2 separate regions of the Homo sapiens genome follow, and region 2 is linked to region 1. Evidence: read pairs that join two places in POLR2A ChIA-PET (ENCODE). Cell type or tissue: K562. All regions are shown on one strand.

Evidence for each region. ChIA-PET counts read pairs that join two places held together with the same protein. Peaks named below come from ENCODE experiments on the same cell type or tissue, not always from the same donor. Only the 100,000 strongest peaks of a DNase experiment are listed, where the experiment ranks them.
Region 2: POLR2A ChIA-PET joins it to region 1 with 5 read pairs; 7 of 35 experiments call an interaction of 5 or more read pairs at or near these places.

Annotation. Positions count from the first base shown.
Region 1 is chr3:12,831,774-12,834,273 of GRCh38, reverse strand. CAND2 (cullin associated and neddylation dissociated 2 (putative)) reads right to left here. Exons shown (of 15, transcript NM_001162499.2): 15 at 1-519. The coding sequence ends at 292. Among named protein-coding and RNA genes, the nearest start is that of SNORA7A, 7.4 kb to the left of the region's middle. In K562, no CTCF peak of the experiment used is centred here; DNase peaks (open chromatin) are centred at 979 and 2,317.
Region 2 is chr3:12,987,833-12,990,332 of GRCh38, reverse strand. The region is part of intron 1 of IQSEC1 (IQ motif and Sec7 domain ArfGEF 1); the gene reads left to right. Among named protein-coding and RNA genes, the nearest start is that of IQSEC1, 84 kb to the left of the region's middle. In K562, no CTCF peak of the experiment used is centred here; no DNase peak of the experiment used is centred here.

The DNA.
Region 1 (2,500 bases):
CTATGGAGGGGTACAGTGTGAAGTCACTGGAAAACTTCCTCACCCTATTTCTTTGGATGACTGTCCTGAGTTAAGGAAGGGGCCCAACTGTTGGCAGCCTCACAGCTTGGGCTGGGGGCCTTTGAGTTGGGTCCCTGGAGAAGGCACTGTAAGCCCTGACCAGGAGCGACAGGGCCCCCAGTGAGATGGTGGAAGGGCAAAAGTAGAGACCTGCGATGGTGGGATGGGGAGGCCTCGGACTTGGGTGGGCTCCTTTCTCTTAAGCGAGGGCCCACCTTGGTGCTGAGGGGACTAGCTGAGCTCCATTGAGTCTGTGCTGGGGGCTGAAGCGGAATCCTTCTGGATGCTTTCAAAGAGGGCAGCAAGTTCAGGGTTGGATCTGATTTGGGAAGAGAAGTCGGCCATGATGGGGCTTTTCCCCACCTCGGGGATGGTCAGCAGGGCAGCCACTGCCCTCATTGCAGAGCGCTTCAGTTCATCTTGCTTTTCAAACTCCTGCTTCACAGAACCAGCTTTGACCTAAAGTAGGAAACAGCAGAAGCAGCCATCCTTTATTGAGCCTGGCCCACACCACTGCCTCCTCACTGGTCTTTGGCTTCCTCTCTGCCCCATCATCTTCCCCAACATAAATCCCTGCTGCGAGGTCTCCTGAGGCTTCTGTCTCACCAGCTATTTCCTAACTCCACCTCTGGGCTTTTGCACTGGCTAGTTTCCCCACAGAGGTTCTTTGCCATTCAAATCAGCTTGAGTACAGCCTGAGGGGCCTCTGAGCAGCCAATCTGAAGTGCTCGCTTTTTGTTAATTGACAGTGGCAAGTACTGTGTTCCCATACTTACCTCCTACAGACTGCAGGGATCCAGCCTATATTTGCTGTGCTTAAAACCAGCTCTTAGCACCATATGACTAGACTGAATGAATGGATCACTGCGATGGTCTTCTAGCAGCCTCCTCCCCATACTCAAGTCCCTGCCCCGCAATCAGTTTTGCAGATGCAGCCGGAGTGTAAGCACCCCAAACTACCTCCTGCAGTTTCTGTTTCCTCTTCCCCCACCATCTCCTACCTAGGCAGAGGAGCTCAGTAATTCCTCCACTGCTTATGGACTAAAGTTCAAGTTCCTTATTATGCTGGGCTCTTCCTAAAGAATTCAATGCAGTGGGTAACAGCTTGGCATTGGAGTTGCAGAGTCCTGTGTTCAAATGGCTCTGCCCCCAAGAGCTGTGACTTCAGGTAACTACATCTTTGAGCCTCATTTCCCCATCTATAAGTAAGAGCTGCCTCGTCGTAAGAGTTGCCAAGAGGATTAAACGACACAAGTCCACACTCCCTTCTCTGAAACCCCTGGAGCCAGATGTGCTTTGGAATCCAAGACATTTTGGGTTTTAGAAAGGTAATACTGTGCAGATAACATTCCCGAGGGGTTTTGTACAATACCCTGTAATCAAATACATGAATACTCTACTACATGTATGAGTAATGTGAGTAGTACAGGTGTCCCTCAGTATCCATGGGAGTTTGGTTCCAGGATCCCAGGGGATGCCAAAATCCTCAGATGATCAAGTCCCTTATATAAAAGTGGTACATTGGTAAGAATTAAAGATCATAGCCTCATGCCACTTCAAGTCAAGTTGTGTGACAAACAGGTTCCTAAAAAGCTTTTGGTTGTCAGAGCTTGGTAGATTTCAGGGTCATGGGTAAGGACTGTGGGTGTGGATTTACCCATGCTCATCCCAATGCCCAACAGACAGCATCCTCCGCGTGGCCAGATGAGTGGCTCTTGTGGAAACTCAGGGCAGAGCTTCTCTTGCCACCTCGGCTTTACTGCAAGAATGTTCTGGCACTGCAGTGCCATATATACCTCCCTCTTAAGAACTGGGACTTTTCTTGGTGCCATAGAGCTCAGAGAAAACCAGAAATGAGAGACTGTCAAAACTGGCCTGGCCCTGTAGAAGTGTTTTTTTGGATGGACTCAATAATAAGCATATGTTAAAAATGTAAACTTACAAGGCAGGTTTCTATGAATAAACTACCAATTTTAGTGTTTTATCCACAGAAGATTTCATTTTTGAAAATCACCACTTTATGGGTATCTCTCCTCTTTAAGTGCCAACCTAAAACACTGCTCTCCTTTTGGTAATGATTCCCATCCTTAAAAAACCCAAATGTATTCTTTCATTCAACAGGTATTTACTAGGTACCACGTAGGTGCGCCAGGCTCTGCTCCCAACGCCAGCTTTCCATGAGGGCTTGCACCCCACATCCCTCCTCCAGACCCTTCAGGCACTCCAGTCTAGCAGCAGCTTTGTCCTAGACCAGTCATCTGACCCAGCTTCCCAACAAGGAGGTGAGAGATTGACAGTAGGGAACCTATCAGGCTCAATGTTACATCTTTAGTATCTCCCACGAGGCTCAGCACCCAGGAAGTGTTTAATGAATGGAAGGAGAGACAGAGGTGGGTCTGAATCCAGCTCTGCAATTTACTAGCTGTGTAGCCTTGGCCAA
Region 2 (2,500 bases), 160 kb before region 1:
AACAGGCTGCCTTAGAAGGCAGTGAGTTTCCCTCATCGGTGTGTGGAGTGAGGCCAGGTGGAGGATTCACAAATTTCAGTTAGCTGAGATGCCCTGCAGGACCATTTTAGCTCCAAGACTCCCACAGCCAATGATTTATTTTTTCAGTGATCCAAGGACTTGGTGGAAAGCTATCAGGATAGTAACACAGGTTTGTAACAATCCTAAAAGTGCCAACGTGTTTTAATAAAGCCAAGTGCCGAGGGGTATTATGGGAGCATTTCATTATTTAGCTCAGCCAGATGCTGAACTAGGACCAGGTTTGGGGCTTATCCAAGTGGACTGAGGGTTTGGTATAAAAGGAACCAGGAAGAAAATTGAGCATCTTATGGCTAATCCTTGAGCAGCAGCTGGGGTCTCTGTCTGTCACTCTAACTTAGGAGGCCTTTAGGTCAGAGAGCCGGACTCTTTGTTGCTCTGGACAAGTCCCTTCCCCTCCCTGAACCAAAGCTTCCCCATCTTTATCATGGGGGACCTAATCCCTACCCAGGCTTCCTTACTGGGGGCTGCGAGTTTGGAAGAGACCGGAAAAACACTTTAGAAGTCAGAACCAGCACTCAGGAGGGTTGAGGGCGGGTGAGGACAAGAGGGACTGAATCCCACAGATCGTGGTAAGCTCAGGTGTGTGGAGTGGCCCAGGGCCAGCCAGCCTTTTGGGGGCTTCAGAGTCATGGATGGGGTTCAGCCTTTCTGTGCTTCCAGTTCAGTGATCCTAGGGGTGCTTGAAGGCAGCTGGGCTGGGTTCGAATTCCAGCTGTCAGCTTCCTAGCTTTGTGCATGACCTTGGACAAGTCACTAGGCCTCCCTGTTTTCTCCTCTTTAAAATGGGGTGATGATGGTACCCACCTCCTAAGGCAGTTATGAAGATAATTCTGTGAAAGTGTGTCAGTATCATACAGTTGTTTTTCTGTTTTCTCCTTTGGGATATCACAGAAGCCACCAGGGATTTCTAGGATCTGAAAGTGCAAATAGAAGCATCAGCTCCATTCATTTACTCATTCAGCAAATATTTATGGAGCACCTACTATGTGCCAGATTTTCAGTTTGGTGCTGGGGTTACCACTGGAGCAAAAGAGACCGAAAGCCATGCCCTCCGGGAGCTTTTATTCTAGTGGCAAGAGACCCACAATACATAAGCAAACAAAATAATTTTGGAGTGCTAAATGCTAAAATCAACCCATCTGCTCCAGTTGGTGTTAAATGTGATTTGCAATGGAAGAACTCTTCCAAAGAGACCAGAGAGGAGAGCCTTGGTTTGGGCTTTGCCTAACCTAGATTCTAGTCTTGGCCCTGCTGGCTTCTAACTTGCTTTGCATCGTTGGGCAAGTTCCTTCCTGTCTCTGATCCTCAGTTCTTGTCTGTGACATAAGAGAGCAAGATGAGCCCTTCTAGCTCGGATGCTGCTGCCTGGTGGCTCTGCAGTCACAGCTTGGAGTCCATGCCTTTCCCCACCCTTATCACATGTACCTTTCTATTTTAAATGTGGTCACCTGTCATAGAGAAGGGTGCAAGGACAAACATGCACAGCTTAAAGAAAAATAAGAACATGCGTGTGACCACTGCATGGGTCAAGAGACTGAGCATTGCCCAAAGCCCCCGTGTGCCCCTCCCCAGCCTGCTCCTCAGAGATTGTCGTCATCCTGACTTTGTGCTAATAATGTCCCTCTTGCCCTTCCTGTCGTACCACCTATGGAACAGCTTTTTACAATATAATTTTGCTTTTATTATTTTTGAGCTGAATATAAACAGGCTGTGGATATTTGTTCAGGTCTGGCTCCTTTTGCTCAAAGTTGCATCTGCGAGATTCACCTATGCAATAAGTTGCTGTTCATTCTTTTATTTTTATTGTATTTATTTTTATTTTTATTTTTATTTTTTTGAGATAGAGCCTCGCTCTGTCGCCCAGGCTGGAGTGCATTGGCGCAATCTCAGCTCACAGCAACCTGCACTTCCCGGGTTCAAGCAATTCTCCTGCCGCAGCCTCCCCAGTAGCTGGGATTACAGGCTCCTACCACCACGCCTGGCTAATTTTTTGTATTTTTAGTAGAGATGGGGTTTTGCCATGTTAGCCAAGCTAGTCTCAAACTCCTGACCTCAAGTGATCCACCTGCCTCGGCCTCCCAAAGTGCTGGGATTACAGGCGTGAGCCACCGCGCCCAGCTGTCCTTTTAAATAAATAGTATTTCATTGTATCGACAGGCCACAGCTTATGTATGCAGTCTACTGTGATGGACCACATGGGTTGTTTTCAGTTTGGGGCTGTTGCTCTTGAACCTGTGTCCCAGCACACATGGCATGAGCTGTCTCTGGGGCACATACTGGCTGTAAAGCAAGCATACAGCCTTGCCCCAACCCCACACTGGGCATTGTCGGTCTTTGTCGTTTTCACTCACCTGGTGGGTGGGTAATGGTTTCTTGCTGTGGTTTGAATTTGCATCTCCCCGATGAGGTTGGGGATCTT